3 separate regions of the Homo sapiens genome follow, and all the other regions are linked to region 1. Evidence: read pairs that join two places in POLR2A ChIA-PET (ENCODE). Cell type or tissue: PC-9. All regions are shown on one strand.

The links. Peaks named below come from ENCODE experiments on the same cell type or tissue, not always from the same donor. Only the 100,000 strongest peaks of a DNase experiment are listed, where the experiment ranks them.
Region 2: POLR2A ChIA-PET joins it to region 1 with 12 read pairs; 3 of 35 experiments call an interaction of 5 or more read pairs at or near these places.
Region 3: POLR2A ChIA-PET joins it to region 1 with 24 read pairs; 3 of 35 experiments call an interaction of 5 or more read pairs at or near these places.

The regions. Positions count from the first base shown.
Region 1 is chr11:71,785,888-71,788,387 of GRCh38, forward strand. It overlaps the pseudogene FAM86C1P. Among named protein-coding and RNA genes, the nearest start is that of DEFB108B, 46 kb to the right of the region's middle. RefSeq lists a silencer at 905-1,214. In PC-9, no CTCF peak of the experiment used is centred here; DNase peaks (open chromatin) are centred at 894, 1,284 and 2,374; H3K4me3 peaks cover 2,033 bases; H3K27ac peaks cover 1,407 bases.
Region 2 is chr11:72,455,905-72,458,404 of GRCh38, forward strand. No RefSeq gene overlaps it. Among named protein-coding and RNA genes, the nearest start is that of CLPB, 23 kb to the left of the region's middle. In PC-9, no CTCF peak of the experiment used is centred here; no DNase peak of the experiment used is centred here; H3K27me3 peaks cover 364 bases.
Region 3 is chr11:72,007,857-72,010,356 of GRCh38, forward strand. It overlaps NUMA1 (nuclear mitotic apparatus protein 1), which reads right to left. Exons shown (of 27, transcript NM_006185.4): 18 at 1,412-1,531; 19 at 1,111-1,329; 20 at 832-989. It also overlaps a transcript of IL18BP not described here. Among named protein-coding and RNA genes, the nearest start is that of NUMA1-AS1, 5.2 kb to the right of the region's middle. In PC-9, no CTCF peak of the experiment used is centred here; no DNase peak of the experiment used is centred here.

The DNA.
Region 1 (2,500 bases):
AACGTTTTAGACTTTGAACACAGTTCAGATTTCAGGGGCAGTACTGAAATCTGAACTGTGTTGCTAACTGCCCTGCCTTTCAACTCAAGACACAATAACTTTGAACTAAAATAATTATATTTTTGTTGTTTTCCACTCTGACCCCACGTCTATATCACCACCACCCCCAATCCCGCCCCCCAGGAGCTAACTCCTCCTTCCTGTCCCTGCAAGATCAAAACTCCTCCTGGAAGCCCCGCTAGCTCTGTCTGCTCGCCTTCGTGGCAGATATCACTATTGTACTTTTATACTCATTTGTGTGATAAGTACTTCAATGTCCACTTCTTCCACGAGCCCCTGAGCCCCTGGAGGGCCTGGACCACACCTAGTTTTTCTCACTGTTACATATCCCTTGCCAGACACATGGTAGACGCTTAATAAGTATTTGGTGAACGAATGGCTTGTTTGGTGACAGTCCAAAGGCTAGGGGACAGAGGGAAAGCTCCCTCCTATCGGGCCCCAGACGGGTGGCGCTGATGGAGAGGAGGCTAGGATAAGGCCTCCAGGACCGAAGCGCGCACCCATAAGGCCCCTGCCAAAAAGACCTTCCTGAAGGCGGAGGAACTGTGAGAGTGCCTACGTTGGCCCAAGGCCTGACCCGACGATCCCGGGGACCCTAGCCCTAACGGCCCCGCCTCCTGGGCCCCAAACCCGGACTCGGCCCCGCCCGAAGCTCCGGATCCTGGGGCCCGACCATGGCCCCGAGTCGGCAGACCGTGGACTCGCTCCTGGGCCTGCCTCAAACCCTCCGCAGGTAACGCCTCCCGAACTTGAGCCACACTCCAATCCCCTCCTCAAACCCCTCCCCGTTTCTCACACCTTGGACCCCTCGCTCCGTCTCGGCCCAGCCCCAAGCCCAGCTCCCTCTCCGCCCCTGAGCCCAGCCCCGACCCGCCTCCCAGTCTCTTGGTCCCTCCCGACACCGGCCCCTCCCTAAGCTCCGCCTCCCAGGGCCCGCCTCCTGAGCGCAGCCCGCAGCCCGGACTCGGCCCCGCCTCCCGGACCCTGGGCCCCTCCCCACGTCGGCCCGTCCTAAGCTCCGCCTCCCAGAGTCCGAGCAGCGCCTGGCCACGTGCTACGACATAGCCAACGCCCCGCCCTGGCCCCGCCTCCTGAGCGCTTCTCCTGGTCTGGTCTTAGCCCCGCCCCAAGACCTGTCTCCTGGACTCTGCTCCGAGTCTCGCCTCCTGAACCCAATCATTGTTTATCCCCACCCTAACGCCCGCCTCCGGGAATCTTATCCTGCCCCCATGCAAGGCCCCGCCTCCAGGACGCCTCCAACCTGGACGCTTCCGAAGCCCCACTTCCAGGATCGCCCTGTCCTGGCCCCGCCCCAGGACCCACCAACCTGAACTCTCCCGAGGACCTGCCCCAACGACACTTATCCTGGCCCTACCCCAGGCCTCGCCCTCATAATGCTCATCCTAGCCCCACCCCAAGCCCCGGCCTCATAACTCTCATCCTGGCCCCGCCCTAGAGCCACCCCCACGACTCTACCTCCAGGCCCCGCCCCCTCTCTGCCCCGGTGCACTGCCCTGGGCCCGCCCCCTCTTCAGTCCAGGCCCGGCTTCCGCCCGGTCTCCCGGCAAGGCTGAGGCCCCGCCCCCGTCATGGCGCCCGAGGAGAACGCGGGGAGCGAACTCTTGCTGCAGAGTTTCAAGCGCCGCTTCCTGGCAGCGCGCGCCCTGCGCTCCTTCCGCTGGCAGGTGGGCGGCGGGGCTAGCGGAGAGGTCCGCGGGGCTCGCGGGAGTCCAGGGGCAGACGGGATGGGTCTCCGTGCTGAAGCCCCCGGCGCTCCCGCCACGTGAGTGCCTGGGCTCTCGCCGGTCAGGTCCGCGCGACCCGGTCCCCGTCCCTGGGGCCTGGCCAGAGTCGCTCGCACCCTTCTTGCCCCGCGGGCTGGCGGCGTAAGCTGGGGGCCTCTCCACCGTCTTGGGAGGCACACGCGCACTCGTTGTGGGGTACAGTTCACGATCATTTTCACGACTTTTTAAAGACAGTAATCCTTCTGGTCACTGGGACACAGCTGCCCTCGCCCATTCTAAAAAGTCAGCGCCCTCAGGACCGCGGGTAACCACGTCCTACTGAGCGCGGTGACCAGGTCACAGGCTGTCCCTCGTGCCTCAGTGTTCTCATCTGTATGTCGAGCACTGCACAGAATTAGCTCATGCGCTGAGGCTTTCACACCTGTGATGGAAGAGACAGAGAAGGGGGTGGCCTCTCCTCTCCCTGGAGACCTGCCATTCTCAGCACAGGCCCATGGCAGGCAGCAGCCTCCCTTCTGCCAGTAGAGGGGCTTAATGCACCTGGCCCCATTTGTAATTCATGTGCGGTGAGCTCACTGGGATGAGTCAGTTTGGATATATATTCCTCCCTGGGTCTGCCCCATTTTATGGGTGTTGCTTAATCATTTGGGTTATTCCATTGACATAAAATATTTAGCACTCAGAGATCATTTCTG
Region 2 (2,500 bases), 670 kb after region 1:
ATTTCTCTTTCTTCTACAGACACTTCCCACACCATGGGGTTTGCTGAGTCTCAAGACCCAAGCGGCAGGGCAGCTTGAATAACTGAGACCTGCTACAGGTATTTTTCTTGCTTTGGGTCCTACACAAGACTGTAAACCTGGATGGGCGTGGTGGCTCATGCCTGTAATCCCAGCACTTTGGGAAGTCAAGGTAGGGGGATCTCTTGAGGTCAGGAGTTCAAAACCAGGCTGGCCAACATAGTGAAACCCCATCTGTACTAAAAATACAAAAATTAGCCAGGCATGGTGGCACACACCTGTAATCCCAGCTACTCGAGAGGCTGAGGCACAAGAATTGCTTGAACCTGGGAGACAGAAGTTGCAGTGAGCTGAGATCATGCCACTGCACTGCACTCCAGCCTGGGTGACGGAGTTAGAGAAACTCTGTCTAAAAAAAACAAAACAAAAACAACAAAACTGTAAACCTTATAGATTCCTTGGTGAATGGACTGGAGCTACAAGTTCAAATGTAGAATATGTTGCCTCCAAAATCCAAACAGGCCTACCAAGCATTGTGCCTCTTTATTCATAGTGGACAATGTATGGTGAAGCAAACTGTCTGTCATTTTAAAGCTACTGTCAACATGCCGCAGGCCTTGGACCCCTAGAAACTTCCCTATGTGTCAGGTCCCTGAATTTTCACAGGGTTTATTGGCCAGCTTTTGAAACGCATGTGTTCCACTAGAGTATGTGGGATGCTTGATACTTCTTTCTCACCAGGTCCAATTAGCATAATGTCATCAATGTAATGGAATAGCATAATGTTCTGTGGGTTATCAAGGTAATCAAGGCCCCTTCTGGCTATAATATACCAAAGTAAAGAAGGTTGACACAGTCCTGAGGAAAAACAGTGAAGGAATACAGCTGTCATGCCACACAAAGGCAGTTTGCTTTTGAATGGAAAAGAAAACACTTTCCAGATGCCAGAGGCTATATTGATTTGCTCTGTTAAAGATACCACATCCAGGTTGCAGCTCTAATTGGATTCCCTACCTGATTACATTTACAATAATCCATAGTCATGTTCCAGGATCCATCAAGATTCTGCATCTGCCAAAAGGACAAATTAAATAGGATTGTGGAAGGAATAACTACCTTGCATCTTTCAAGCACTGGTGGTGGTATTAAGCATCGCAATTTTCTGAGGTTTTTTTTTTTTTTTTTTTTTTTGAGACGGAGTTTCATTCTTGTTGCCCAGGCTGGAGTGCAATGGCACGATCTCGGCTCACTGCAACCTCTGCCTCCCAGGATTAAGTGATTCTCCTGCCTCAGCCTCCCTAGTAGCTGGGATTACAGGGACCACCACCACGCCCAGCTAATTTTTGTATTTTCAGTAGAGACGGGGTTTTGCAATGTTGGCCAGGTTGGTCTCAAACTCCTGACCTCAGGTGATCCGCCCACCTCAGCCTCCCGAAGTGCTGGGATTACAGGCATAAGCCACCACACCCAGCCTGGGATGGTTTTTTGTCTGCCTTAATAGCTAGAATACACAGGCCTGGTCGACTACAAGGTGACAGAAGCATTGCCCCTGACCACCATTTCTCTCAATGACCCACTTGTGGAATTCATGTTTCCTGTAGCCTTAGGCCCTGAGAAGACCTATTCATATGTGCTTCCACCTGGGAACTGGAAACTGTGGTCATGTTTGGCCACTTTGGGCTCCTCATGCCAGAGGATCAGCAGACAAAGAATGGCATTTCTGTACTGGCAGGGGTAGTTGACCCTGAGTCACATGAATAGCAAGAGTTGCCATTTCATAATGGAGAATGAAAGAGCTCCCAGCCTGGGAAACATAGGGGGACCCCTGTCTCTAAAAAATTTTTTAAAAATTAGCCAGGCATGCTGGTGCGTGCCTGTAGTCCTGGCTACTCAGCAGGCTGAGGTCAGAGGATCATTTGACCCTATGAATTTGAGGTCACAGTGAACTATGATCATATCACTGCACTCCAGCCTGGGTAATAGAGTGAGACCCCATCTAAGAAAGATATAGAGATAGAGGAAGGAAGGAAGGAAGGAAGAAGGAAGGAAGGAAGATAGGAAGGAAGGAAGGAAGGAAGGAAGGAAGGAAGGAAGGAAGGAAGGGAAAAAGAAAGAAAGAAAGAAAGAGAAAGAAAAAGGAAGGAAGGAAAGAGGGAGGGAGGGAAGGAGGGAGAGAGAGAGAGGGAAGGAAGGAAAGAAAGAAAGTGAGGGAGAGGGAGGAAGGAGGGAAAGAAAGGAAGGAGAAAGAAAGAAGGAAAGAAGGGAGGGAGGGATGGAGGAAGAGAGAGAGAGGGAAGGAAATAAAGGAAGGAAGGAAGATGGGAAGAAGGGAAAGAAAGAGAAAGAAAGAAAGAAGGGAAGGAAGGGAAAGAAAAGAAGGAAGGAAAGAAGGGAGAGGGAAGGAAGGGAGGGAGGGAGGGAAGGAAGAGAAGAAAGTGAGAGTGGGGAAGGAAGAGAAGGAAGGAAGGAAGGAAAGAAAAAG
Region 3 (2,500 bases), 220 kb after region 1:
TGAACAGCTCCTAACCACACCCCACTCCATGCTCATGTCCTTTCCCTGGTCTGCTTCATCTCCTCTCACCTAGACTCATCATGGCACTGACAGAGGAAGATGAGTGGTGACAAGCCAAGAACTCAGGCCAGGCTGCCCAGGGTCAAACCCCAGCTCTACCACTGGGGAACCTTGGGCAAGTGACTGCCCCTCTATGCCCCAGATTCATCTGTTAAAGGAGACAGAATAAACCTACCTCAGAGGGTTGTTGGGGGACAAATCAGGTATAATTGTCATGAGTGCTTTATGTCTAGCACAAAATAAGTAAATGTAAGTGTTTAATAAAAACATTTTTCCAGTCTTAACTTCTATACTAGCTATTAGAATAATCTTTTTAAGATGCAAATTAACCATGTACTCTTCAGTTTCAAATTCTTCCAAGGTTCCTTTTTTTTTCTCCTAAACCTTTCAATTACAGCCACCAAGGTTTCCTCAATGCCTTTAGGATCAAGTCTTAATAGTCGGTCTCCAATGGGCCTTCCTGGCCTCACATCTCAGCTTAGTCAGGCTCTTTCACAGCCTCTGTTCACACTGCTCTTCTCGTCAACCTGGCACACACACCTATGGATGCTTTCAAGACTCAGCAGGAGCGATAGCTTCCACGAAGCCTTTCTTGACCACTTGCTTTTTATTCCAACTGTGCCCTAAATAGATATCTGGTATAATACCCGTTTTTCGTTATTCTTCTCTAAGAATAAATTTAGATCACATCTTATTTATCTCACTAGGATACAGCCTGATAAACAGCAGGCACTCCATAAACAGACATAGGGAGGAAGGCTGCCTCCTGACCTGGTGATACTGAGTGGGGTCCCCTCCTCGCAGCTCAGATCCAGGCTGTCAATACTCAAGTCCAGCTGGGGCTTAGCCTGGGGCTCACGGCTCTTTAAAGCATCAGTTGCCACCTGGAATTTGCCCAGGTCTCGAAGCTGCTGGTCTGCATGGGCAACCTGAGAAGGAGAGGGCCAGGGGGAGAGTGAAGAAAAGCCTAAGGCAGCAGTGGCCTAGGAGGAGAGGGCACAGGGGTCCAGTGGAATAGGAGTGAGGTGAGTCTGCCAGCCAAATTCTTACCTGTGCCTCCAGGCTGCGCACCTGGGCAGTAAGGTGGCGGCAGGTCTGTTCAGCCTCCTTGGTCTTCAGCCCAGCCTGCTGTAGCTCATGGCCCAGCCGTTCAGCTTCAGCTCGCAGCTCTTTGTTTTCCTTCTGCAGCTGCTCCAGGCTCCGCAGCTGCTCCTGCAGCTCTTGGTTCTGCTGCTTCTTGGCATCATAATGTGTTTTGGCTTTCTCCATCTGTGGGCAGAGAGGGTGGGTGGGTGGGGTAGAGGTTGAAGGGCAGGAGGAAGGTGGCATGGGCTGGGGCTGGGCTCCTTACCTGCAGCTTATAGTGCTCAGCTGCCTGCTCCTTCTGGCTCAACTGGGCTTGCAGTTCATTCAGCTGGGCCTGGAGGCGCTGGGCCTCCTGCTGGCTCTCGCCTCCCTGAGCCTGGACAGCCTGAGAAGAAAGGCCACTCAGGAAAGCTGGTCTGGCCGCTCTACCCAAGTCCGCTTATCTGCACCAGCCACTGGGGCTCCACAGGTGCTTCAGACTCCTGCACTTTCTTAGGAAGCGGAAGAAAACCACACCACCCCAAATACTCTCTGCCCGACTACAGTCTACTAAACCTGAAGCCCACATGCCCTTCAGTCCACATCCGTAGTGGCCTTTCCCTGACCAGCTCCTGCCCTATCTTTGCCTTCTTTGAGACCAGACACAAAGTGTCACACCCTCTTTGCATGCACAATCTCCCGTAGGAGGAAGGGAACCAATCCTCAGGGAACACCCAGGTGCAGAGCCTTACTCTAAGGCACTTGGCATGTGAGCTCTCTTAGGACAGGGGAACTTGTTTCTCCTCAAAGCCACTCTGAGAAGTCACTTCACCCTCTTTTCAGAGGAGGAAACTGAGTTCAGAGATTTAAGCAAATTGACCAGAGTAACAGTGACTAAATGGCAGAGTAAGATTTGGTCCACCTAACTCCAAAAGCCCATGGGGGCTTATTTATGATGCCCACACTGCCTCCTGTCCAGACCATAACTCCTTAAGAGCAGGGCCTGATTCTCTGTCCATCTGCAAGGCCAACAAGTGCTTTGCTGTAGATAGAAGCATCCCCCCTTTGCCTCTCCTAACATAGGACAGGCCCCACAAGGAGTAGAATAAACATTTGTTTATTGCAATCAAGACATGCTGTGGCACCATGGTATGAAGGTGAGCAGGAGAAATGAAGCTCTGAGCTCCCAACAACTCCTAGGAGCCACCAGGGCTTTAGTGAGTCCCAATGCCACTGGTGCCCAATTCCTTTGCCCCTGACTGAAGGCTGTGAAGCCTAGAACTGCAAAAAGCAAGTATTAAACCAAAGAAGGTGACACAGTTGAAAGCATTAAGAATGTTATTAAACTGCACTGTAATATTCAACACTGGTGACA